Linked DNA regions of Homo sapiens: all the other regions are linked to region 2. Evidence: chromatin contacts called from ENCODE Hi-C data. All regions are on one chromosome and are shown on one strand. The core of a region is the stretch at or near the end of the contact, and the rest is flanking DNA. Distances in the headings are between cores, read along the strand shown. Region 1 holds the start of ZFP1 (ZFP1 zinc finger protein). Region 2 holds the start of MON1B (MON1 vesicular trafficking associated B). Region 3 overlaps ZNRF1 (zinc and ring finger 1). Region 4 holds the start of MAF (MAF bZIP transcription factor).

Region 1 (6,441 bases), core at 3,714-6,213, 2.0 Mb before region 2:
GTGTGATAATATTGTTATTACATTTAAAGTATGATCTACAGACCCTGGGGTCTCCAAGCCCTTTTCTGGGGATCCAGGAGGTGAATCTTTTTTTTTTTTTTTTTTTTTTGAGACATAGTCTCACTCTATTGCCCAGGCTCGAATGCAGTGGCATGATCACAGCTCACTGCAGCGTCAACCTCCTGGGCTCAAGTGAACCTCCCACCTCAGCTTCCAGAGTAGCTGGAACTACAGGTGCATGCCACTGCGCCCACCTAATTTTTGTTTATTTTTTTGGTAGAGATGGTTTTGCCATGTTCCCCAGGCTTGTCTCAAACTCCTGGGCTCAAGGGATCTGCCTGCCTTGGCCTCCCAAAGTGCTGGGATTACAGGCATGAGCCACTGCACCGGCCACCAGTGGTGATATTAATGTAGTTGTTTGATACTGTATAATAAAAGGTGTCAACATTTAGAACCTCTGCATGAGCTGGCCAGGTCAGCAATGTGTTTCTCAGAAACACCCGCTACACTTTCTCTTTATTTTTCAGGGAAAATTAATAGAGGACAATGTGGTTGTGAATTTTAGAAGGTCTTGAAAAGTACAGCCCACACACGTGGTGCTTACTCAGTGCTGTTACACATAAGGCGGTAAGGGGAATTTATCTTGTGTGTATGTGTGTGTGGGGGGAGTTCTCCATTCTCTTCGTATAGTTCAGTGTTTAGTCTTTTTAAAATATGCATAGTTTTTTACAAAAATAGGATTACGCTGCACATATTCTTGTGTGATCAGTATTATTTCATTTCTCAATGAAATAACCCCCACGTGGGTAATACACATTATCCTTTTTAGTGTTTCCCCAAATTCTCCTTACATATCACCACAATTTATTTTACGTTTACCTACTAAAAGATTTTTAGATCCTTCCCAAGGTTTTGCAAATATAAATGGCAATGTGAGGAACATTCTTGTATATACATCTTTCCATAAGATTATAGGTTATGGTAATTTATAATTTTTAAATGTTGGTATAATAAGATCTTCAGAAAAATTTGATGTGTACACTCACATCACAATGTTGTATATCCATCACCACTTTCTCCTTCCAGAACTTTCTCATTATCCCAAACAGAAACGCTATACCGTTTAAGCACTAACTCCCCATCCCTTTTTATTCCAGTCCCTGGTAACTCTGTTTTACTTTCTGTCTTTATAAATTTGCCTATCCTAGGTACGTCATATAAATGGAATCATACAGTATTTGTCCTTTTGTGTCTGCCTTCTTTCTTTTTTTCTTTTCTTTTCTTTTAAGAAACAGAGTCTCATTCTACTACCCAGGCTGGAGTGCAGTCGTGCAATCATAGGTCACTGCAGCCTCGAACTCCTGGGTCAAGTGATCTTCCTGCCTCGGCCTCCTGAGTAGCTGGGGCCACAGGCACATGCCACTACCTCCAGCTTGGCTTATTTCACTTAGTGTATTTTCAAGTTTTAATCACGTTGTAGCGTGTACCAGAACGTCATTCTTTGATATGGCTGAATAATATTCCACTGTATCCATTCATCAGCTAATGGACACTTGGATTGTCTCCACCTTTGGATATTGTGAATAATGCTGCTATGAACATTGGTGTAAACACCTTTCTATGAACCTGTTTGAGGATATTGTTTTAATTAAAAGCAAGCTGCTACCACTACATACCTATTAGAATGGCCAAAATTCAAGACACTGACAACAAATGCTGGTGAGAAATTGGAGCAACAGGAATTCTTATTCATTGTTGGTGGGTGCAAAATGATGCAGCCACTTTGGAAGACAGTGTTGGCAGTCTCTTACAAAACTAATGATATGGACAGGAGGCAGGAGGGCGGGATTCCTGGTGAGGGTTCTTACCCTCAAGCTTGGACCCATGGCCCTAAATGAGAACAGGCATTCCTGTTTTCACGCCTGTACGTTGCCTTTTCCAAGACCATTGTGGCCCACCCTGCTCTCTATCCTGTGCCCATAAGAACCCCAAATCCCAGGCTCCACAAACAGAAGAGCAGCAGAGGGGCAGAGGGGCAGAGCTGCAGAGCAAGGTGGTGGAGAAGGAGAAAAGAGAAGAAGCAATTGAGCATTGAAGAGGTAGCTGGATGGTCAGAGAGGAATTTGGCCAGGGACAGCAGAACTCCAGGGGACGATTATCTTCCCACGCCATCCCCTTTCCAGCTCCCCATCCTGCTGAGAGCCACCTCCCTCACTCAATAAAACCTCTGCATTTACCATTCTTCAAGTCCATGTGACCTGATCCTTTCTGGATGCTGGACAAGGACCTGGGTATTAAGAGGGCAGGGTGTAAAAGGCTGTCACCCTCACTCTCCACTGAGCTGGTTAACGCTTAGCTGTCCATGGATGGCAACTGCTAGAAGAGCATTAATTGTAACACACCCCTAGATGCTACCATGGGGCCAGAGCCCAAAGGTGCTCACCCTGGCCCTGGCACCCACTTGCCTCTGTGCTCCCCCTCCCATAAGGGGTTTTAGCACAGTGGCTGAGTAAGCTAGCCACGACAAGTCCCGCGAAGGGGTCCAGGGAACTCTCCTGTCTCATTAACATACTGTTACCACACAATCCAGCAACCATGCTAATTTTTTTTTTTTTTTTTGGAGACGGGGTCTCGCTCTGTCGCCCAGGCTGGAGTTCATTGGTGCAATCTCGGCTCACTGCAAGCTCCGCCTCCCAGGTTCACGCCATTCTCCTGGCTCAGCCTCCCAAGTAGCCGAGGCTACAGGTGCCCGCCACCACGCCCGGCTAATTTTTATTTTTGTATTTTTATTAGAGACAGGGTTTCGCTGTGTTAGCCAGGATGGTCTCGATCTCCTGACCTCGTGATCCGCCCGCCTCGGCCTCCCAAAGTGCTGGGATTACAGGCGTGAGCCACTGCACCCGGCCGCAACCATACGATTTACCCAAATGAACTGGAAACTTATATCCTCACAAAACCTGAACACAGATGTTTAGAGCAGCTTTATTCATAGTTGCCAAAACTTAGAAGCAACCAATGTATCTTCAGTAGGTGAATGGATTTAAAACACTGGTACATGCAGACAGTAGAATATTATGCAGCACTAAAACGAACTGAGGCTGGGCACAGTGGCTCATCCCTATAATCCCCGCACTTTGGGAGGCCAAGGCAGGAGGATTTCTTGATCCCAGGAGTTTGAGACGAGCCTGGGCAACATGGCAAAATGCCATCTCTACAAAAAATACAAAAAATTACCCAGGCATGGCTGTGTATGCCTGTAGTTTTAGCTACTTGGGAGGCTGAACTGGGAGGGTCACTTGAGCCCAGGAAGTGGAGGCTGCAGTGAGCCATGATCGCACCACTGCACTCCAACCTGGGTGACAGAGTGAGACCCTGTGTCAAAAAAAAAAAAAAAAAAAAAAAGCCAGGGTAACTTGAGGGAAACATGAGGGAAACTTAAATGTATATTACTAAATGAAAGAAGCCAATCTGAAAAAGCAACATATGTATGATTCCACCTATATGACAACCTGCAAAAGGCAAAACTATGGAGACAGTAAAAATATCAGAGATTTCCAGGGGTTGTGGGATGGATGAATAAATGGAGCACAGATGATTTTTTGGGGGGCAGTGAAACTATTCTGTACGATACTGTAATGGTTACAGGCATTTGTCAAGACCCATAGAATGTACAACATCAAGTGAACACTAATGTAAGCTATGGACTTTGGGTGCCAATGATTTTGTTTTTTAATTTATACTTTTTGAGACAGGGTCACCCAAGCTGGAGTGCAGTGGCACAATCTTGGCTCACTGAAACCTCAGCCTCCCAGGCTCAAGTGATCCTCCCACCTCAGCCTCCCGAGTAGCTGGGACTACAGGTGCGTGCCACCATGCCCGGCTAATTTTTGTATTTTTTTTTTTTTTTTAAGAGATGAGGTTTCACCATTTTGGCCAGGCTGGTTTCAAATTCCTCGGCTCAAGCAATCTGCTTGCCTCAGGCTCCCAAAGTGCTAGGATTACAGGTGTGAGCCACTGAGCCTGGCCAGGTGCTGATATTTAACTGTAGGTTCACCAATTGTAACAAATACACTGTTCTGGTGTGGGATATCAACTTTGGGGAGGTTGTGTGTGCTGGGGGGACATGGGTTATATGGGAATTCAATGTATTTTCTGCTCAAATTTTGCTGTGAACCTAAAACTGTTCTAAAGGATGAAAGGAACTGAGGGTGAAGGGAAATGGGAAGATGGTGGTCAAGGGGTACAAAGTCTCAGTTATGCAAGATGAGTAGTTCTGGGGAGATGCACAGCTATGTGACGATAGTTGACAATATTGTGTACTTGAAATTTGCTAAGAAGATAGATCTTAAGTGTTCTCATCAGACAAATAACTATGTGAGGTGATGCACATGTTAATTAGCTTGATTATGGTGAATATTTCACAAATGTAGATATCAAGTTGTACATCTTAAATATATAGATCTCAACAAATATATATACCTCAACAAAGTGGCCTGGGAAAAAAGGGAAAAAAGCTAGTTGCAGCACATGATACCTTTATGGCCAGTTTTGTAACAACAACAAAAAAATCAAAGTGCGAACTTAATGTTATACGCAGTTAATCTTTAGAAAGTGAGATTATGGATACTTTATTTTGTACATATATTCTAATTAAATACAGTTATAGATTATTTGTGTAATGTTTAAAAGCCAAGTTGTTGTATTTAAGGGGGAGGTGGTGAATTGTAGTTCACGACCCACTCTGGGAAAAAAGAAAACAGTGCAGGCTAAGGAGATTATTTTGGTCGGCTCATCAGACCGCCTAACAAGGCGAAGACTTTCCTGAGAGTCCCTAAAGCCGCGGCCCCGGAGGCTTGTGGGAAATGTAGTCCCGAACGTGGATGGTCCACCCCTCCGAGGACCCTGGGAACGGCCCGCGCCCCTGTTTCTGCGCATGTGCAGTGCTGCGAGCGCGCCGGTGGCCGCCCTTCCCCCACCACCAGCGGCGAGTGGGTGACAGAGCCCCCGTCTCCGCGCGTCTTCGCCGCCCTGCGCCGTGACCCGCTGTGGCACTGGGCCACGAGTGGAGGCTGCGCCCCTCCAGGTACGAGAGGGGCTTCCAGGTAGCTCCGCGCGGCCTGGGGCCGAGGGGAAGGAGATGAGGGATGGGCTCGTGCCCGCGCAGGGTGGGAGCCCAAACTTCGGCTACTCGTAGGCGGCAGTGACCCTCAGGGCGGCGTCCGGGGTTGCCCGGCGCTCGCCTCTGAACGGGGCCGGCGGGGCACGCCTGGCCGAACGTGCGGGGGCGGGGACGGCGGAGGGAAGGGCGGCTATGAGGCTTCGCCTTCTTCTCTTTGTCAGGAGATGCGCCTCAGACGGGCGGCGAAGGGCTCGGGCCGCGCGGGAGCGAGTTCTGGAGCCCCGGCGGGCGCGCGCGCGCGGGACGAGGCCCCGCCGGGGCGTGGTGGGGGCGTGGCCTGACACACCTGGCCACGCCCCGATGCCCGGTGCCTCGTGGGTGGAGGAAGGACTGGAGCCTGGTCAGTTGCCGGTGGTGAAGGAGAACCGTGATCCCTTTGTCAGAGGGTCTTCAGTGAGGTGTTCCCCTGATCCTCGCATCCACCCCGTGACTTCCAGCGTTATCATCTCCGTCGCTATCCCAGGAACACGGGAGGTTCAGAAGGGGAAAGTGATTTCCCTAAGGTCTCACAACCCGGTGGTACTTTATGTGAGCAGCAGATATTTTTTCATTTATCTTTTGATTTTACTCGCTGGTAGATTTTGCCATGTATACGTTTTGACGTTTTAAATTTCTCTCGGGTGGAATTTACTGTTCTTTCCGTTTGGGGCACCCAAAATTCTTCACTACTTTGAAATACGAAAGTTTTCCCATGATTCTGGTGCAGTCACGCTCTGCGTAACAGTGTTTCTGTCAACGAGGGACCTCATGTAAAATGGTGGTCCTATGTGATTGTAATACTATATTTTTGTATTGTACCGTTTCTTTTCTTTACTTTCTTTTTTTTTTTTTTTTTTTTGAGACGGAGTCTCGCTCTGTCGTCCAGGCTGGAGTGCAGTGGCTTGATCTCGGCTCACTGCAACCTCCGCCTCCTGGGTTAAAGTAGTGCTCTGCCTCAGCCTCCCGAGTAGCTGGGATTACAGGCGTGAGCCACCGCGTCCGGCCAGACACAATTTATTGATGTAACTGTTCCTCTAAATACTACTTTAACTACATCACTCAAATTTTTATATCTTGTATTTTCTTTTCTGTTGTTGTTGTTTTTGAGACTGAGTCTCACTCTGTCACCCAGGCTGGAGTGCAGTGGCACTCAGCTCACTGAAACCTCTGCCTCCCGGGTTCAAGCAGTCCTCCTGGCTGGGATTACAGGCACCCGCCACTACACCTGGCTGATTTTTGTATTTTTAGTAGAGACGGGGTTTCACCATGTTGGCCCGGCTGCT
Region 2 (6,324 bases), core at 1,989-4,488:
CTGCCTCAGACTCCCAAGTAGCTGGAATTACAGGCACCTGCCATCACGCCCTGCTAATTTTTGTATTTTTAGTTTCACCATGTTGGCCAGGCTGGTCTCGAACTCCTGATCTTGTGATCTGCCCGCCTCGGCCTCCCAAAGTGCTGGAATTACAGGCATGAGCCACTGTACCCAGCCTGACATTGGACGCTTTATTATCAAACAGAAATGGTACGTAAGAGATCAAGCTCAGGCTTAACATGAGGGTCTAACTGAGTTCCTGTCCTTAAGTCCTAGGCAGTATTTTGTGTTTTCCTTTACGTCCTTTCTTAGACTCATCTGTAGCTTGGGATTACCTGGGACTTACACAGTGTCCATAAAGTCAGGAAGTATAAACATATATAATGTCACAAAGACATCTTTGATCTGTTAAAAAAACAAACAGAAAAAAACTCTGTGTCTGTGTGTGTGTCTACAATTTGTAAACACTCTGCAGTTCAAGCCATGAGCCATAACTTAAAATCTACTGGAGAGGTTTGTTGAGATATTTTTGGTCTTTGCTTTTCTGATTAAAAAAAAAAAAAGGCAGACACACCAGAGATGGCTCTATGTTCCTTCACTTGTTCCCATCTCTCATCTTTGATTGTAGAAATTGTTTAGAGTGGCAAATCATCAAACACGGAATGCTAATAAAGCTCCATAAACTTACGTCTGCAGTTTTGAAATCCAAAAAGCTCCAGAAAAATAATTTTTAAAAGCTCACTTGGAGGTAAAACCTGAACTAAACTAACATAAGACGGTTTAGTGTTTCTCTTACTGGGAGTAATAAAAAGTTTCACTCAGAAAAAATGAGTTTAGTTATCAGGTGTTTCCCAGTCCCTTGCTGGGCTCTATATAATACATGGCACATGCACCTAATTTCATTTCTAAAATCAGGAAAATGTGTGAATTTAAAACACATCTGGCACTAAGGGTTTCAGATAAGAGACTGTGTGACAATTGTTCTTAGTTCTGCCATTTTCCCTGGAAAACAATCTTTAAAGTTCACAGAGCACATCAGCAAGAATTTTTAAAAGGAGCCTAATTGTGATATGGTTTTGTTGAAATACAAGGCAGGTGTAAAAGGAAAATAAATCTCAGGACTCCAAAATTACTAAGCCAAAGGTAAAAGTCAAGCTGGGAACTGCATCAGGCAAACCTGCCTCCCAGTTTATCCCTAAATAAGATATTTACAAAGATAAAGCTACATACTTCCCTCATAATTTGCCCTCTAGGGATTCCTTGTGGGCTGCAAGATCTTTACCCTAAAACGGTTCTGTTGAATTTTACCCTGACAACGTAAATTGATAGTTTATCTTCACAGGTGCGAGACAAAGGAGCGAACCCCAAGTCATCCCTCTGCTCACCTGAAACAAATGCATATCTGATTGCTTCCTCTGAGGTAAAAATGCAGATTGACAAAGCTAGATGAAGGCGTAACTATTCCTCTACTCCCCTGATAAGGTTTGGATCTATGTTCCCACCGAAATCTGATGTCGAATGGTAATCCCCATTATTGAAGGTGGGGTCTGGTGGGAGTTGATCGGATCTTGGGGGTGAATCCTTCATGAATGGTTTAGCATCATCCTCTTGGTGACAGTGACTGAGGGAGTTATTGCGAGATCTGGTTGTTTAAAGTGTGTAGCCCTGGGCTGGGCATGATGGCTCACTCCTGTAATCCCAGCAATTTGGGAAGCTGAGGCGGGTGAATCACCTGAGGTCGGGAGTTCAAGACCAGCCTGGCCAACATGGCGAAACCCCATGTCTACTAAAAATACAAAAATTAGCCGGACGTGGTGGCGGGCACCTGTAATCCCAGCTACTCCAGAGGCTGAGGCAGGAGAATTGCTTGAACCCGGGAGACGGAGGCTGCAATGAGTCAATAACATTTTGCCATTGCACTCCAGCCTGGGTAACACAGCGAGATTAATAAATAAGTTTGCTTATGAGATGTTATTTTATTGTACTTTTTTACATGTTTATTATATATTATATACTTCTAAATGTATTAGGTAAATATATTTTGTATGCACATAAATTTATCCATTGTTTCTGTTATATAAATTTAATATTTATTACTTATCGATTACCTATTGTATATAAAGCACATGATGCTACACTGGTATTTGGAATTCATTACCCTAACTATACTGTAATTAAAATAATTATCCTAACTAGTACCAAAGGCTTCCCCTTAGCAATCACTCGAAGTGTGCCAGCACCTCCACTCACTTCACGTCAAGCGATTCCCATCATTGTTTCACTGATGGAGAAACCAAGGCCCAGGGCACTTGGGGCAAGGCGTTCAGGGGGCTTTCGGTCCGGAAGCAGCGTCGGGGCGGGAATTCGAACCCTGGGTTCCCACACTGGCCCGTGGCAGGGCCCCCAAGCCTTTTCCCAAACTGATCACAGAAAGTGACGACCCGTTCGCCCGGCGGACCGGGGGCGTCGGGCAGGTCCTGGTCCAAGTGAGTGCCCGCCCCTGCCCTGGGCTGGCAGAGTTCTTCCCCCAGCTGCAGGTAGACGTGGGAACCCGGCAGGGTACGGAGCTGCTGGCGCGGCACGCTGATTAGAAGCGGCGACTGCCCGTCAAGCATTCGCGCCTCTCCCCTCCCTTGACTTTCTTGGCAGGGTTAAGGGATAAGAGAAAGTGGAGTTGCCTCAGTTCTGGGAGAGCCCGTTTGTGGGTCCGGCACAGGTATCCATCGGGACTGACGCTGCAAAAGTCCTCTTGTGAAACAAGGAATAGGCTCGAGTCTTCGATTGGGTCGAGGGAGACGTCAATCAATGGATGGGCGTGTGCAAACGCAACACAACGCACAGTATTGGTTAGGATTTGGCGGGGGGAGTAGACAGCGGGGAAATGAGGCGGCTCATCTCGATTGGCCCAGAAAGAAGACGGTCGCGCCCTATGTACTCCGGGATTGGCTAGAGCGAGCCGCGTCCCCCCTCACGCCAACCACTGGTAAGCGAAGTGGGCCTCGCTCTCCCGGGTTAGCAGCCGTAGCCAGATCCGTTGAAAGGAGTGCAGAGAGGTCTCATTGCGCTCCCGAACAGACCTGACGTAGATCCGAAGTGGCCCGCGCCATCTCAACTATGAGGGGACACCCGTAGGCGGCGGGAGAGGGACGCCGCGAGGAGCCAATAAAGCTCCGCAACCGGAAGTGTCTTCTGGGAGGGGTCGTACCCGGAAGTGTGGCACCTCCCGGGCCGCACCCGGAAGTGTGATGCCACCGCCGCTACGGGGAAGTAATGGTATCCGGCCAATTGAGATTCGGAGTTAAAACAGGTGTTTGTATATCTCTATTTCCTGAGGCCCAGTAGAGTCTCCTCTTTTCGGAAAGTGTTGGAGGGGGGACGTATTTGGGCATGATTTTGGATGTCTCGTCCTATTGAAATCCGTGGGGAAATGAGCAGTAGGAGTGTGTCCAAGGGGGCCTGACTCTATAAAGGCTTTTCAGAAGTTTCTTTCACCGCCCGTCACCCTCGATTCCCCTCCCACTCAGGGATGTGCAGATGGAGGTCGGAGGAGACACTGCTGCCCCGGCCCCCGGGGGCGCGGAGGACTTGGAGGACACGCAGTTCCCCAGTGAGGAAGCTAGAGAAGGTGGAGGGGTTCACGCGGTCCCGCCGGATCCCGAAGACGAGGGCCTGGAGGAAACAGGTATGACTCCACTTAGTGGGGTCTTAAAAGGAATCCTTAGGGGTTGTCATTGTTGGACGGGGGAAGGGTCAGTGGGTGACCAGTAGGGAGTCTTGGGACTTAAGAGAAGTGGCTTAAACCATCGCCGGGTCAGGAGGAGGTCACTGTGGACACATGGTGTAGTTTACATCATTGAGGAAGTCATTGGCTGTCAACGGATGTTCACTGGGGGTTTGGTGTGAGTTTAGGTCATTGAGGAATCAAAAAGGGGGCTGTTAGGACCAAAGAGGGTCACTGAGGATTTAGAGTGTTTAGATCAAAGAATGCGCTGAAGAAAGTCAATAGACTCAACAGAGGAGGACTGTTGAGAAGTTAGTGTTTTTGAGGAGTAGGGTGTTATTTATTAAATAATAGAAGTGGGAAGGGGAATCAGTGGAGTTCGATGGGCACTCAGAGTATTTACATCATTGAAGTCACTTGTAGACTGTTGGGGAAGTCTTTAAGGGACCAAATGTTAGTGGATGTGTAAAGTTGTTCATTTGAGATTTAATGGAAGTCACTGAGAAGTCTGTGCCATTGATCACTTTGGAATTAGTGGATGTAAATGGAGTCATTGGGAAGGATCAGTGGACCTCACTGAGAATAAATGTGGATGGGGAGGTTGAGGACTTGGGAATTAATAGCAGGTAAGAGCAGTTATTAGGAGGGAGTAAAGATATTTGGGGACATGGGAGTGTCAGTGAATGTCAGTGACAGAATATGCAATTATTGGGATTTTATGGGAAAATTATTGAGACATAGTTGCACATGGATAATAATGGTTGTCATTGGGGGATGAATGGAAATCAATGGGAATAAATGGATGTGTCAGTAGGGGCTGTTGAAGTTGTGGGTTTTAGTGAATGTTAATGATGGTCATGGGTAGGGGCAATGGAAGTCATTAAAGTCTTGTGTGTTAGTGGATATTATGATGGTTACTGTAGGGAGGGGAGTGGATACCAATGAGATTGAAGGTGGTCAGGGGAGTGACTGAAGGTCTCTGAAGTGCTGGGTGTTAGTGGAGGTTAATGATGGTCATTGTTGGGGGTAGGGGGGAGTAGACATGGAGTAGAATAACTTGTGGATCAGGGCAGTCATGGAGGGTCATTGAAAAACCAGGTGTTAATGATTGTTAATGTGGGGTCATTGGGGTGTTTGTGAACCACAGTGGGAGTGAATAGTGGATTAGGGGAGTCCTAAATATCTGGGTGTTAGTGGATATTAACGACAGTCATTGGGAGAAATAGTGGACATTACCAAGAATATAAATGGGCAACCAGGAGAGTTAGTAGGGGTCATCAGGTATCAGTGGGCATCACTGATAGGGTAGTAGCGGGGGTTGGGGCATTCAAACAGTTAAGATATTAATAGATGTTAATGGTGGCCATTGGGTGAGCAGATATCAGGAGAAAAAATAGCGGTCAGAGGAGTTAATGGGGGATCATTGAAGATGAATAATCGTCATCCAGAGTCAATGGGGTGCTTTGAAGACTTTGGAATAACAGTGATTGAAAGGGAAGTAATTGGTCTGTAGGAACATAGCAAGTCCAGTGGAATAACAATGAGAATATGTTGGTTTATTAGGGTTTTAGGAAGTTCATTGGAACCTAAATGTTAGTGGAGATCATTGCGGGGTCCTAGGGCAGTCATCGGGTCATTGAGGGGCATAGGAGACACTTGGAGTTCTGCGTCAGCATGCAGGGGTCATGGAGGGGCTAGTAGATATTTGGTGGGTCCTTGGGGATGTGGGATTAGTTAGGAGTTCACATGCAGATGACCCACCAGGGGCTCCCTTTCAGGATCCAAGGACAAGGACCAGCCACCCAGCCCATCACCACCGCCCCAGTCAGAGGCCCTGTCAAGCACCTCTCGGCTCTGGAGTCCTGCAGCCCCTGAGAATAGTCCCACATGTAGCCCTGAGAGTAGCTCTGGAGGCCAGGGCGGGGACCCCAGTGATGAGGAGTGGCGCAGCCAGCGGAAGCATGTGTTTGTGCTGAGTGAGGCTGGCAAGCCCATCTACTCGCGGTATGGTAGTGTGGAGGCGCTGTCGGCTACCATGGGTGTAATGACCGCCCTGGTGTCCTTTGTGCAGAGTGCGGGAGATGCCATCCGTGCCATCTACGCTGGTGAGCAAACAGGTGGGAGGCAGAATGGGGGACAGTGACTGGGAATATGGCTGGCACGGGTAGGTCTGTCTGCCTCAGGCACTATCCAGCCAGCCAGGGTTGGGTCCATGTGTGTGGATGGTCAGCCAGAGCTCTGTCAGTGGCGGGAGGTGGGGGGGTTCATCTCTGTCTGGCCTGCTGGTTTCTTAGTGATTGACTTGCTGGGATCTCAGTGACTAGCTGGATACTTCTGTGTCACCTGAGAGGATAACTGTGGGGGCTGTGTGGTTGAGCTGTGTCTTTCTGGCTCTGTGTCAGCCCTTGTACCATCTCTACCCGCCTGCCCGTGGTCTTTGCTGTGTATCTAACCTACTTGTTCCTTTGTCCATCCCATCATGTCTCTGCAAATGTCCAGATTCCTCCAGCTTGTCCTTACCCCAGTCCAGGTGCCCACAGAGTGAGCATGTGGACTCGGGCCTGGTGTGTGTATGGTAGGAGAGGGCAGAAGAGCCCCACTGT
Region 3 (7,065 bases), core at 4,566-7,065, 2.1 Mb before region 2:
ACAGGGTGACAACCGGGCATGGCACGCAGTGTGGCTGGTGCAGAGGAGGCTTAAGGCTGGCCTGGGAGAGATTCTTGGTCTAGCTCCCAGCACGGAGCCTTGCTTGTGTCCCAGGGCGGCACTAACCAGAACCAGAAAAGGAAATCTTTGGCCCTCGGGGAGAATTATGCCAATTATCTGTCTGGTTCCTGTCTTTGAAAATGCCCAGATGTTGGTTTACAAATCAGGAAGCTGTCTTGGGGCAATCTCTGTTCCCTCTTTGATGCAGAGAGCCTTTCTCTGTAAACACTGGAGAGCAGGGCTTCACTGTCTGGCTCCCCTCCCGCCTCTTGCAGGAAGGACTAGATGCTGCTGATCAGCTGATCATGGCTGAGCCGGGTAGAGCTTGGGGCTCTCCTAAGAGGTCACCCACTGGGAGGGAGCTTCACAGCTGTTCTTTTGACCCAGGAAGGAGCTCTTTCAGGACTGTGGCACCCAGAGCCGTGGCCCTCCTGCCATGCCATTGTTCCCACTTCCCTGCCCTTGGGAGTCTTGGAGACAGCTGACTAGCTGCCCTGAGGGGTCCACCGCTCTCACCTTCTCACTGGTGGCTGCTGCCATTCTCCTGGGCTCTGCACAGAAAGCTTTGGTCCTTCTGAAAGCCACTCTGCCCCTTCCTGCAGCACCAGATCCCCCTGAGCCGGTACTGCTGCCTCCACCTGGGCCAAGACTAGTCTTGGTGTTCACCCTTCTTCGTGCTTCAGAAAGTAGGGATATCTGGGGACATGACTGTGTTTCCCTGGGGTCCTTTCAGAAGAGACTTAGGAAGCTCCTGCTCAGGAATCTGGCCCTCTGAAAGAGCCCCTTCAAAGCAGCCTGGGCAGCAGGTAACGTGGTTTCCCTTGCGGCCCCCTCCTCCCAGCTGCATAGACTCGTGGTTTGAAGTGAACAGATCTTGTCCGGAACACCCTGCGGACTGACCTGCGGGCTTGCTTGCTGACTCCTCTCAAAGGTGAGCCCGCGTTTGGGGGTGCTCCGGGCTCAAGGCTTGGGGTCAGGTCACTTTGGGGGCCTGCAGTTTAGGGAGCCGGGCTGCCCTTATGCCACTGAGAAGAAAGCAGGAGCAGAGGGAAGGAGCACCTCATCAGTGAGCAGTTAGTCATCCGGAAATGATTTTCCCTGGGAAGGACAAGAGATACAAACCAACATGGACAGTTATGAAGAACAGGCTCAGAAGAGTTAGGATCAGTTGGGGAAGAGACCAGTACAATCTACATTCCTAAAGAAAGTTCAGGAATATCCCCTGGGAATGTGCACGGGCAGGAAAAGGAGCCTGAGCGGTGGGTTTGTGCCTGGCTTGGCCTCATCCTCGCTCACCTCTGAGTCTCCGCCTCTTCTATGGTAACGGGGATAATCTCACTCCCTGTTGCCATAAGGACATTGCACTTACTAAACAGCCATGGGCAGTGCATTGTTCCCTGCAAAGTGCTGGTCAGCGATCATTTGACCACTGCTTCTTCCCATGCCGCTTCCAGATGAATCTGAGGCCTCCAGGCCAGACTCGATCCCTCTATCCCACAGCACTGGGTGCTGACTCCACACATCCCCCTGGCTTACCGCTGGGTCTGGCCTCCCCATTTCTCCCCCAGGGGTACCCCACTTGCTGCCAACCATCCACCCCTGACCCCCATCTCACCTGTCCCCTCCAAGTTCTGGGCTGGCATTTTCCTTTTTCTGGCAAACAAGTAGACAAAACCCCCATAAAAACCAAAAGCCCAACTCCATCTCACAGCCAAAGGTTTTGGGACCTTTTTCTTCCCCCCTCCCTTTCTCTCTCTCTTGCTTTCGTTTTCTTTTGTTAGGTTTATTTTATTTATTCCAAGTAAACTCCCAGAACAGCTGATGATGTCAGACAAATCAGGGACATTTGCTCTTTTTACCTCCACCTCAAAAACTGATGACAAGGGGAGAAGAAAGAGCCAGGGGGGAGAGTGAGGCAGGGGAGTAGAACCTGCCCAGGCACATGGCTGCAAATTCCCCGTGTGCTGTTTGGCTTCTGGGGTCCTGTGTAGACGCCCCAGCCCCGCCTGCCCTCTTGGGATGCAGCTGCCCTGGGATGAGCAGACAGCCCTCGGCCCGATGGAGCACGACTTATTTATTACGGTCCACACAGGGACAGAGCGCCCCTGCTCCAGGGAGGAGGCTCACCGGACCCTGGGGCAGAGCTGAGCTTGGGACACCAGCGGGAACAGGGCACCCCTTCTGCACTGACTTCCAGATCATGGTTCTCCCTTCCTCCCTGAGGACACCAAATTGGATGAGAGCAAGTTTGAGAGAAGAATGAATCAACTGCTATCCTTCCCCTCACCCCTCAGCCCAGGAGGGAAAGGGCATTTTCTTTTTCATCTTTGAAAGGCATTGTGGGTCTGTCTTTAAAGTGTTTACAAAAAAAAATTATATAAAAAAAAAGTCTAGTGTCGACTGGTGTTTTCCCTCGTGATGTTTACAGCTTGCTGTTTGCTGCCCAGCCATAACCCACTCAGTGACAGACGAACACAGCTAAGGCCTCGCTGCCAGCCTTCTGACGGCGGGCGAGCACACGGTCTCTTCCCCTGCCCCAACTGGCCCTCTCCACCACCAACTTCTCTACTTTGGGTTTGTTTGGTTTTTTCCCTCTATTTTTCTGGCTGGTTTTTTGCTCTTTTCTCCCCTTGAGACCCTAATATCTTGACTTCATTGCCAAAAAACAACCCATTGAGAACTTTCTTCCTACTGATCCCATCTCTTTTCCCTTCTTTCCTCCTGGTTCCGGTCAGTTCAGAGGATTTAACAATCACAAGTGTCCTGCAAAAATGCCTGAACATTATTCTTAGGCCCTCGTGGATTTTTTTTTTCAGAAAACTTAAACAAAAAAAGACTTACTAAGAAATATGTACAGCTACCCCTGTTTTCAGGCACTATGTTTGAGAACATTTTAGCCATTGATGTTCACACGTGGCATCAGCCCATGCAAGATAGGTTTCTGTATTTATATATTAAAATACAAAAAAAAACTTATAAAATGTTTAAAAAAATGTTCAAAGCTTGGGAGAAAAGCTTTCTTCATTAGTCAAGGTGTTTTGATATGGTATTAAAATGTCTAATAAAAGATGGCACTGCGTGATTTTATTTTAATGAAGTGTTATACAATCAAGAAATGGGGGCAAGGGCCTGCCCCCCACTCCCTCACCTACCTCCTTAGCATTCCTTCAGGCTGCTACTCGGGGCTCCAGGTGTGTGAATTGGTCCTCAGATAGTCAGGCCTGGGTGGAGGGAGTGGCAAGTCAGGCGTGCCTCCTACAAGCTTCCTAACCTCTTAAGCATCATGGAACCAGTCAGCCCTCTGTGGAGTCATTGTGCTGGACCTCTGAAAAGATCTGCAGGGGCCAAGATGTTGCAGCCACCGGAGGCTGCAAGGATGTGGGTTCTTCCAGGTGTGGGCCCAGCCCCCCTCCTTCCAGCCTTTGCTCCCCATCCCACGTTCCACTCGCCCTGCCTGTTGTTCAGTTTGCGTCTCAGTGCTGACTCACGGGCATGCTTCATTGAGGCCCAGGAAGAGGCCCTGGTTTGGGGCTGTGCCAGCTCAGAGCCCTTGAACCAGAACCAACTGCTCAGGCTCACAAAAGTTGGCAAAATGCGGGCTGGGCAGGCAGCTCGGGGCAGGGAGCAGCAGTGCAGGCCTGGCCTGTGTCCCCGTGCCCAGCGGGCTCCCGGAGCAGCATTCCAGAGCCTCCTGCAGAGCCAGCGAAGGAAAGCTCTAGAGGGAGACGACTCCACCGCCTCTCTGCTCTGACCCTTCTCAGGCCCGCCTGATGTGCTGGACCATCCCCCTGCTGCCACGGCCCCTGGCTCCGCAGTCACCCTCCATCAGATGCTTCCAGAAGCACCTACTCTGTGCAAGGGCATTCACAACAGGCCAGTGGGCAAACGTGAGCCAGGGCCAGCGGAGAAACACTAAAGAAGACTCGGTGGTTCAGAGCCTGGGTCTCAGCGCGGGACCCGTCTGGGGTGAAGACCTTGGGGCTGTTGTGAGTCGGTGGCAGGAACGTGGGCTCTAGACTGTGCATTCAGGCTCTCCTACTTGGCAGAATGATCTTGGGGAAACGACTTCATCTGAACTTCAGATATTTCACATGTGAAGCGGGGACAAAACCATGCAGCTCAGAGGTCCCTGTGGGGGCTGGGGGAGCTGCCCTGCAGGTCTTGGCACATGCACAGCAGGCTCCCCATAGCTTTGTCACCACAAAGGGCACTGTTCTATTCACAGCACCTCCTGCTTCTGCCTGGCAACTGTGTCTCCCTGTGCTATATTTAATTCCACCAGCAAAGCTGGCGAGGCAGGGCCCAGCCCTGAAGGAGATCTCCTTGCCTGACCCCTGGACCTGGAAATGGAGGCTTCATGTGCCCGCCTTGGCGGCTTAAGCCTGCTGCTTTGGCAGTGCCATGGGTGAGCCGAGCAGCTGTGAGGTGGGTGGGGCAGGGCTGTAGCCCACGCCGGGTGCTATTCCAGGCTCTAGGGGCTGGTGCTCATCCCCACCCCCAGCGACTTCCGTCCTACCTGGCATGCTGCAGCCCTCTGCCGGCTGTGGTGTCCTCTGAATTTGGACCCAGGTTGCCTGCTCTTGTTGTGGGGGTGGGATTGGGGCTGTCTGTGTTTCCCAGGTGGAGCTCATGTTTGTGATCCTCTATCTGGACAGCTCTCCAGAATCCTGTGTTGCCCCTGTTCTGCCTTTCTGGGATGGGAGAGAAGGTGAGGGAGCCGGCGAGCAGGTTCTACCCTCTCTGCTAAGGGCCTAGCACACTTTGATGAGGTTCCTGGACGTGAGACCCTCACAAAGACCAACCATTCCTCTAATAGCCATTTAACGGTACTGCAGTTCATGGGAAAATGTCCTCATTCTTAGGAGATAGATGCTGGATTATATAGGTGAATGCCTTCAAGAAATGTGTAATTTAATTCCAAATAGTTCCCCCCAAAATACACAAAGCAAATAAGGCCAAAATGTTCATTGTTGAATCTGCAGTGGCTGGTATTTCAGTGAACAGTGTACTTGTTCTTTCAACTTTTCTGTATGTTTGGAATTTTTCTTAATAAAAGATTGTGGGAAATGGTCATTTGCTGAGCGCCTCCTAGTTGCCAGGCACTGGAGGGCGCATCAAAGAAGAGTCCTACCCAGGAGGGAGAGCGCAGCTGCTGCAGGATTCTCGCCTGGAAGAGTGGGTGGCTGGCTGGCTGGCTGGAAGGGGAGGGGCGAGAGGGCTGTCTCGGTGATGAGCACACGCGTGCTGGGGTGGTTTGGGGAGAGGGCTGAGATTTGTCACCAGTGAGCCCTTGGCACGGTCTCTGCTCCCCACCAGGGCAGCACGGGACAGAAACGTCACGGAGGAGTAGCCTCCAGGCTCAGGTTGGTGTAACTGCTGTCGGCTGGAGCCCAGTATTAGCACGGAGGAGGGGTTCCAAGAACTGAAGTTGGACTGGGGCGTCTCAGCGCAGCTGCCTCTGCCTAAGGCCTAGCAGCCTGCCTGAGCACTGACAGCTGATGGGAGGAGGAGAGGGGCGGAGGCCAGGGAGGGCGTGGGGTGTGACATGCCTCTTTCCAAAAGGGACCGAAGGCTAGAGGGGCAAGGAAGATGAGACAGCACTGCAGGTTCCTGGGACCTGCAGGGGATGGAGGACTAGCTTGGCTTCCAGGCTGCCAGGACTTACCTGACCCTAGGAGGAGGTTTGCCCAGGGCTGAGTGCCGCAGGCCCTGGGCAGAGGAGTCGTGAGCTGCAGATGCCGCGTGGTATCTGAGCTTCATGATTTCGGGCGCCCTCCTGTGGGCTTAGGGGGGAACAACTGCCAAGGTCTCAAGACGGGCTCCGGCCCAAGACAGGGGCAGGCCCTCGGGTGGACAGACCTTGAGGGCAAAACAGCTGGTGGTACGATACATCACCCCATGAAGAGGTGGGTGCAAAAATAGTCTCATCTCTGTTTCTAGAGACGTGGCAGCTGCTGAGGAACACATTCAGTGTGTTCAGAGGCCCGGTTCAGGCCCAGTTGGGGAGCCCATCCTGAGTGACATGTGCCGTGGGCAGGTCCTCAGCTCTGAGGCGGAGTAGCTGGGACAGGGACCTGGGTTCCTTTCCGAACCCTGAGCACCAACCTCCTCCCCAGGCTATAAGAAGTCAGAGGACAGCCCCAAAACAAAGGGGTCACTGACCAAAGGACAGAGACCCTGGAGGGGGAGGGGAGGAAGTGCTGCCTGCTGACTTCCAGGTAGCTGTAGGTGGGTTTCAGGTTTATTACAGATTTATTGGGGGAGGCCCCAAGGAGAAGACCTATCATCATGTCACGGGAGCTCACGTTCCATACCAGGAAAGGAGTGTTCCTGTCACCAGGTGAAGGGGGAAGGGTCCTGGGACCCCGGCAGTGGGAGGCCTCGGGGAGGGGTGTCATCAGAGTCTTGAATGGACCCAGACGCTCTCTTCCCGCCAGGACAGGATGCGTAGGAGCAGAGAGGAAGCAGCTTTGCTGGGAACCACCCTGGGTCGTTTACTGAACCAAAGGCTCCTGGGGCCAGCCAGAGGGCCAGGGAGGTAACACGGTGCTCAGGCTTCTCTCTGGGCCCTCTGGCCTTGGGCCCAGATACAGTGGGCTCGCTGGCAGGAAGACTGCCTCAGCATCTATTTCCTTGCAGGGGCCGTGGCATGAAGAAAAGTTCCAGAACCGGCTCCGTAGTCAGGGAACTTGTGGGCTAAGTGCTCAGACCCCCTTCACAGCACTTTGCCTGGATTCATGAGGCCTTGGGGGTCTAGCACGGCCTTGAGCTGCCGCATGGTCTCCACGCCCACGGCGCCCACCTCCTCCTGCAGCAGCTGCCGCTTGCCCATTCCGATGCCATGCTCCCCCGTGCACGTTCCGTGGAGAGCCAGTGCCCGCCTGGGGGCAGGAAGGAGACATCCTCAGGGGGCTCCCTTTCCTCTGCCCTCAGCTCTTCCCCTCCCTGGCTTTGCTCCTACCTGCCCAGCTGTTCTGCAAAAGCCTTGACCCTGCCCAGTTCCTC
Region 4 (6,908 bases), core at 1,952-4,451, 2.4 Mb after region 2:
CCATTCTGGTATCTTTGACAAGGAATGCCTTCAGTGCATTGGGAGGTTGAAGTTCTGAGTAACTCAAAGCAGTTTTGGAGCAGATGCAAAATTTCATGGGAAGAAGGCTCTACGGTTGCACTGTTTTGTTCTAAACTCAAAAAAGTCATGAGGCAATAAAACAAAAGTATGAATGCCATGCTATAAGTCTTCGAACGTCCATTTCCAAGCCAAAAGGAAAAAAAAAGGAAAAAATAATTATACCATACATGTCCAGCATGCAGGCTTTTTTTTTTTATTAATATAATGTCTCTTTTCCATAAAGTCTTTGAAACAGTTATAGTTCATTGTTGCTAAGACAAAGTAGCAAGCATAATAATGCATGAGATGAGAATGAGTTTTTTTAATGGCAGACTAAACTCTCAGATTTGGCATCACAAGGCCAAAACTCACAAGTCACACCCAGAAGGTTGATGCAGGCTTGATTGTGGAAGGTTCATGAGGATTTTTTTCTCTATTTTAGCATAACAATGCTAAAAAAAAAACCCGATGGAACTCGGCACGCTGCAAGTCTATAACATTTCACATTTTTTTTTCCTTTGCAAGCTCAATCTCACATGAAGAACTCAGGAGAAGAAAAAAAAACTTTGCTTTTTTTTTTCTTTCATCTCGGAAGAGATGGGTTGAGAAGGAGTGAGGGTGGAGGTTGGAAAAAAGGTGGGCAACACAGCAAGCTCTAAAAGTAAAATTAAAAAAAAAAATCCAAACAAAATAAAACACACACACACACAGAAAATGAACACCAGTTCATGAACTGAAGGGGAAGAAGAAGAAAAAATATGTGAATGATGCAGGCTTCAAAGGTGATCAACGTTTCACATGAAGAACTCTGCTGAGATCATTGAACATTGTGCAAGTCCGGGGGTGGGGCGGGGGGGTGTAAAAAAAAAAAAAAAACAAGCTAGCAAGTTATGGAGAATTTCAGATTGGCAATCCATGAGCCAGACACCCATTCCCTCCCCAGTTTAAAACAGCCACCACCACCACAAACTCGAGCAGGGTGTGGGGTGTGTGTGTGTGTGTGTGTGTGTGTGTGGTGTGTGCGTGCGGGTTTGTGTGTGTGTAGGGGGCCAAGGGGGCCAAACTCGGTGGGGGTGGGGGTGGTGAGGTGGTGGCGAGCATGGCTCTAGAACTAGCAAGCCCACACCCGAGCCGGACCCCCGCGGAGCACTTATCAGGGTGGCTAGCTGGAATCGCGTGTCAGACTCACATGAAAAACTCGGGAGAGGACGGGTTGTCGCTGCTCGAGCCGTTTTCTCGGAAGCCGCTGCTCACCAACTTCTCGTATTTCTCCTTGTACGCGTCCCTCTCGCGCACCAGCCTGGAGATCTCCTGCTTGAGGTGGTCGACTTGCTGCAGCAGCTGGTTCTTCTCCGACTCCAGGACGTGTCTCTGCTGCACCCTCTTGAAGCGGCAGGACTGGGCATAGCCGCGGTTTTTCAGGGTCCGCCTCTTCTGCTTCAGCCGGATCACCTCCTCCTTGCTGACCCCGCGCAGCTGCCGGTTCAGCTCGCGCACAGACATGGTCACCAGCTGCTCGTCGGAGAAGCGGTCGTCGAAGTGCAGGCCGCCGGCGGCGTGGTGCGGGTGCAGGGCGCCCCCCGCCCCCGCCGCGCCCCCGCCGCCTCCGCCGCCGCCGCCGCCGCCGCCGCCCCCAGCGCTGGCCGGGCCACCGCCGCCCGCGCCCCCAGCGCCACCGGCCGAGGCGGCCGCGCTGCCCGCGGCGCCGGGCGCGCCGGCCGTCGGGTGGTGGTGGTGGCCGGCGGCGTGGTGGTGGTGGTGGTGGTAGTGCGGGCCCGCGCCGCTCTGCGCGGCGGCCGCGGCGATCACGGCGGACACCACGGCGGCGGCGGGGCCCATCTCCTCGCCGCTGCCGCCCAAGGAGGCGCCGGCACCGGCCCCGGCCGCCGCGGCCAGCTGCTGCGCCCCGCGCGCGTAGCCATCGAAGCCGCCCTGGAGCTGGTGGCTGTTGCTGATGAGCGCCTCGACCGCGTCCTCGGGGCTGAAGCCCAGCGCCTCGGGGTTCAGCTGCTGCGGGTAGCCGGTCATCCAGTAGTAGTCTTCCAGGTGCGCCTTCTGCTCGCTGCCCGAGCCCGGGCTGGGCGCCGAGAAGCTGGGGGAAGGGGGCACCGAGCTGCACGGCGTGCTCATGGGGGTGGAGGACAGCGAGCCCCCGGCGATGAGACGGCCGCACTGGCTGATGATGCGGTCGGTCTCCACCGGTTCCTTTTTCACTTCAAACTTCATCAGATCGAAGTCATTAACATATTCCATGGCCAGGGGACTGGTGGGCAGGTCGGAGTTGCTCATTGCCAGTTCTGATGCCATTCTCCTGCCGCCGCCGCCGCCGCCGCCGCCGCTCCGCCAGATGGGCTGCAGGAGAGGGGCCAGCGGGCTGTGCTGGGTGGCCAGCGGGTGAGCCAGCTTGCCGGGCTGGGGCGCTTCTAGCTTGCGCGGCGGTGGCTGGCCCGAAACCTCCGAGCGCGCTCACACACACACCCCCCCGCCCTGCCCGCGCCCCCCGCGCCCGCCCTCCCTCCCCCCTGCTCACGCCAATGTGCTCCCTCGCTCGCCCCGGCCCCTCCTTGCTCGCTCGCCTCCTTGCGCGCCGAGCCGGCGGCTTCAGGCTCGGGAAGATCCTCCGCGAGCTGCGGTGGCGGCGGTGGTGGCTGCGGCGGCGAAGCTGGAGGAGCCCGGCCCGGTGCGCGGCGTCCCCCGCTCGCCGCTCCGCTGCGCGCTTTGCATAAGGAAGGGCTCGCCTCGCCGGCCCGGGCTGCAGGCAGGGCGCGCGCGGCGTCCGCTCGGGGCTGGAGGCGCGGCGGGCGTCTGTCCGGGCGGCGCGGGCCTTGGCACGGGGGAGTTAACACTTCATGCTTCTCGCCTCCTCTTCTGCTTGGCTCTCTTTATTATTTTTTTTCTTTCCTCTCTCTCCCTCGCGCGCTCTCTACCTCTGTGCAAAGTGCAAGGCAGAGGTGCAGCCCGACTGGAGGAGAGGGAGGGGGGAGTTTAGTTCTTTCTTGCCTTTTTTTAAAAAAGCAAAATAGCGAAGTCCTGGGGAAAGACGAGGCAGAGAGCAAAGGGGGGAGGGGGAGGCCAAGCCGACAAGCAGCCCGAGCTACAGCTAGAAGATGAAAAAAGATTTTAAAGCCTCTGATCCAGCAAGAAGAGTTTAAAGCAATTGCTGAGTTTTATAGCACTCGTGACGTCAGGTCCAAATGAGAAATTGACTGGCACTCCGGGCCAATGGGAGGCGGCGAGAGCGGCCGCGATTAGCATAATAGTATAGAAACAAGGAAACTTTTCGGAGCTGTCAATCAGGGCCCAATCAGCTGACTGTCAGCTGGGACGGGCTGGCTTAACCCTTCCTGCGCCGCTGCCTACCCGGGAGGGAACGAGGCCCGGCGCAAAGTTTGGTGTAAGAGGGGAAGGAGTTTTTCCAGAGGGGCTTCGGCAATCCGGGCGGACCTGGGAGGGCGGTTTGCTTTTCTTTGGAGCGCGAGACAGGCCTCCCATCCGGAGCCCCAGCTCGCTGGGGGCTCACTCGGCTGGGATTGGCCTGATTCCCCTCCCCTGCCTGCCCTCCACCCCCAGGATTGTGAATTCGCCTCCCAGCTTTTCCTCCTCGCACCAACTCTGGTACCCAGGTGTCTGCCGGGGACCTTCCTTCCCTGAGCCTGGCCGTGCCCGGCGCTCAAACTTGGCCCCAACTCTTTGTCCGTCTCTCGGGCGCCCGTGCGGGGAAGGGACCGGGAAGGGAGGGATGCAGTGGGGTGTCCGGATCGGGGCTGCGGGCTGGGCGCCGCCCGGCCATGCGCCTGCCCAGAAGGCTGGGCATCCGTGGAGAGGGAAAGCCCATTTTATCCCTCTCTTTACAACGAGGTAAAATAAGTTGTTTAGAGGCCATTCTTCACGGAGACCGGCTGCCCGCTGGCGTCGCGTGCCCTTGGACAGAGCGAGCGCCTATGCGAGATAACTCCGGGGAAGCTCAAAGTCAGGTCAGCCGGGCTCAGCCTTCCGGCTCCTGACTGGCCGGAGTTTGGCCTTTGAGACTCATATTGCGCGCTCGCTCTCTCTCTCTCTTACACACACACACACAAACACACACACACTCACACTCACCCGTCCCCTTACGAAATCTGACCTCTGTTTATCAGGGTCAGGCGCGCCCTTTGCACTTTTACGTTTCCTTTAATTATTTCGGACTTGATCGTGGCAGGGAGCAAGGGGGAAAAACAATACCCCAGCCCTCACCAGCTACCCTCGAAGGGTTAAATTTTAAACCGCGGTTTCTGGAACTAGTCCGGAAACGCAGAGTGGGGGGTGGGGTGGGGGAGGCTGCTCCCCCCACCCCCAGTTGCAAATGCTAATAAGTAGTTCAAATTTCTAGATTGATTCTCTAAAAGTTTATGCAAAAAAGAAATAAAAAAGAAAAAGAAAAAAGAAGGAAACCAACAACTAACTCTGTTTCTAAGATTTTAAAGCGATAGGCAAGTCGAAGAAGCAGAGATTTATTTGGAGAGAAAGCTCCTGAAACCGACCCAGCCTTTGGAAGACCAGCCCGTCTGCTTAGAAGTTGGGACTGTTGATTCCTTCAATTAATGAAATGCATTTGGTGTTTTTAATCGTATTTATTTTACTTTATGAGAAGGGGGAGACGCTAGGAGGGTGCATTAAAAAAAAAAAAAAATTCTGAAAAGCCTGCAAAAGGATCGAAGAGTGGAAACTATTGTTGGAGCGAGTTGGTTTTTACCTCAACAGCGCCACCTTTCGGCAAAGGTCAGTTGAAATTGATCCGTGTCCAGTTTTGTCGATGAAGTGAAAAGCAGCTGGTTACCCAGTGTGGGAGGAGGAAAGAGACACACAAAGTTAGTTTGACTGAAGTGGGAGAACCCGACCCTATAGGAAAGGGGCCGAAGAAAGTGCTGGCAGATGCAGAGATCATTTTTGCCCCTCCTCTTCTCCTTGATTGTTGACAAAGAGGCCAGGGGATACAGACACCCTCGGGGTGTAATTTCTGGCTGAGACCTTTGCAAGAGGATCCCCATGTAACAGGGCCCCAAACCCTTTAAAAGTGCCAGGATGGATTTTCAACGGGCTTTATGGCAATATCAATAGGATTAAAGTTACTTGTAATTCAGTGATAAATGAGATGTCTCTAGTAAGTAAGATTAAGTGCAGTGCTATAAAGTTGTTTATCTGGAAAGTAATTCTCAGAAAACCTGACTTCTGACACTTAGTCATATATTAAGCCAGCGTCTTGAACATTGCACTTCAGAATGGTCTTCCCCACCCCGCAGCATGCTTTGCTATTTATAACCTCAGGTGTCTCTCACTCGTTCCTTGCACCATATTAGACCTGTGTTAATTTCTCTGATCCTAGTAGACTTCAGTTTCAGCAAACCCAGGAATCCTTAATGGAAGACTTCCCAAAAGATTCGTAGGCACACCCTAATCTGAAAAGGGCAGCGCTGTCGGTATTTTTCAGACAAGTAGTGTTTCTTTTCATCGTGACTGCAGAGAAGTTGTTAATAAGGGTAGTTTTGGTCTTATAAGAGCATTTTGTTGGGTGGAATAAACTATGTCTATTACCAGTTTGGGGAAGAAAGAGTGAAGATTATGTCAATATTTATGCAACCTAGCAGAATTCCCTTGCTTTCCTTCTCTTTAACAATATTTTCCCTAGTAATGAAGTTAAGGGATTATAGTTTATTTAGAGGAAAATCCACACTTTCCATTACATAAGCATTATGTCATTTAACATTGCCCGTAACAATAGTTTTCTAGGTCTTTTTAAAAGTCAGTAGTCACAAATGTAGGAAGTTTATATTTTTCATGTAAAATATGAATTTAAGTGTATTTAGAAAGAATTTATTGTTTGTTTATGATATACTTTTAATCCTTTTGCATCATATTTGTGTTAAAAGCTGTAAGGTATGATCATTGCCTCTGAAAGCAGTATTATAATAAATAATAAATAATATTTTATACACAAAGTTTGCTAATGATGAAGACTGTGCCATACACATTCATGGCTGAGTATCTAATTGTTACATTGTTATATATCATTTCTAGAAATTAAATGCCCATGTTTGGGCAGCTAAATATATTATTATCTGCACATTTTTATGGTTTATTTATGTACACTGCTGTGAAGACATGGTATTTTTATTTCTCTTATTGCAAGGTCTTTTATAGTCGCCCATTTTCTCTTGGAAAAAAAAAAGAGAGGATCAGAATTATTTTTTTAGATGTGTAGCAGTAATGCTCTCAGGCTTATAACTTAATTCTCATTTTTATCCTTTTTACATTATTATTTAGTGATTCACAGGGGTGTCTAAACATTTACAGTTCTCTGTTAGCAGCATTTCTTTTATAACAATTGAGCTCTCTCATTTTAATGAGTACTATTCAGGTTTTTGATTCTGTACAATTACAGTGGGCCACATGTCTTTAGACTTCTTTGCTAACATTGTTTGTTTCACTTCTATCCAAGCCAATCTAATCCAAATACAATGTGAACTGTGTTTTCTTACTGCTTAACATCCCCTTGCTATATATACTCTAGTAATCTCTGTAGAACAATATACAGTAATTTAGAAACCATGCATTTGTCATTATTGACCAATTCGGACCAGTAGTATTAAAGTTTTTGAAAGCAATGAATATTTATAGGAGATTTGTGAGGGGGAGGAGGACATGGGTTACATCGCATAGAATATTGTGACACAGTAACATCAGAAACACAATTATAGTTTCACGTCAGTACATACATAATGACTTCATGCAAAAATGAAAAACAAAACCCCTGTTCATGTCCAAATTACAAAGATTAAAAGCTTAAAGGAATATATTTTCCCCGATTGTGAGTT

What was found. A loop is a pair of places that touch in the nucleus more often than their neighbours do. Pooled maps may share reads with other maps.
Region 1: a map of CD8-positive, alpha-beta T cell shows a loop between it and region 2 (28-fold over the local background). The contact joins the promoter of ZFP1 here to the promoter of MON1B in region 2. A Hi-C loop is called at or near these places in 6 of 168 maps with a recorded cell type or tissue (B cell, CD4-positive, alpha-beta memory T cell, CD8-positive, alpha-beta T cell and 2 more), 1 of 37 single-sample maps with no recorded cell type and 12 of 50 pooled maps.
Region 3: a pooled map shows a loop between it and region 2 (7-fold over the local background). The contact joins the enhancer-like site here to the promoter of MON1B in region 2. A Hi-C loop is called at or near these places in 4 of 50 pooled maps.
Region 4: a loop to region 2 is called in a map of CD8-positive, alpha-beta T cell, with 18 times the contacts of the local background. The contact joins the promoter of MAF here to the promoter of MON1B in region 2. A Hi-C loop is called at or near these places in 2 of 168 maps with a recorded cell type or tissue (CD4-positive, alpha-beta memory T cell and CD8-positive, alpha-beta T cell) and 6 of 50 pooled maps.

The regions. Positions count from the first base shown.
Region 1 is chr16:75,143,561-75,150,001 of GRCh38, forward strand. ZFP1 (ZFP1 zinc finger protein) reads left to right here and starts at 4,964. Exons shown (of 4, transcript NM_153688.4): 1 at 4,964-5,083. RefSeq lists an enhancer at 4,775-4,824 and a silencer at 5,185-5,554.
Region 2 is chr16:77,187,952-77,194,275 of GRCh38, forward strand. It overlaps MON1B (MON1 vesicular trafficking associated B), which reads left to right and starts at 3,239. Exons shown (of 6, transcript NM_014940.4): 1 at 3,239-3,307; 2 at 3,525-3,682; 3 at 5,500-5,826. The coding sequence starts at 3,535. LOC124903725 reads right to left here and starts at 2,615. Exons shown (of 1, transcript XM_047435021.1): 1 at 1,957-2,615. The coding sequence starts at 2,615. The coding sequence ends at 2,271. RefSeq lists enhancers at 2,957-3,905, 3,031-3,320, 3,341-3,390.
Region 3 is chr16:75,105,581-75,112,645 of GRCh38, forward strand. It overlaps ZNRF1 (zinc and ring finger 1), which reads left to right. Exons shown (of 5, transcript NM_032268.5): 4 at 902-991; 5 at 2,153-5,414. The coding sequence ends at 959. It overlaps LDHD (lactate dehydrogenase D), which reads right to left. Exons shown (of 11, transcript NM_194436.3): 10 at 7,022-7,065; 11 at 6,284-6,941. The coding sequence ends at 6,776. Among named protein-coding and RNA genes, the nearest start is that of LDHD, 7.7 kb to the right of the region's middle. RefSeq lists enhancers at 2,086-2,255, 3,450-3,599, 3,630-3,709, 5,707-5,756. Within about 2 kb of position 5,816, at least 32 of the 41 ENCODE cell types and tissues checked have a DNase peak (open chromatin) inside an H3K27ac peak, as active enhancers do.
Region 4 is chr16:79,597,536-79,604,443 of GRCh38, forward strand. MAF (MAF bZIP transcription factor) reads right to left here and starts at 3,202. Exons shown (of 2, transcript NM_005360.5): 1 at 1,250-3,202. The coding sequence starts at 2,367. LOC101928230 (a long non-coding RNA gene) reads left to right here and starts at 3,352. Exons shown (of 3, transcript NR_188556.1): 1 at 3,352-3,454; 2 at 4,512-4,815. RefSeq lists an enhancer at 3,117-3,411.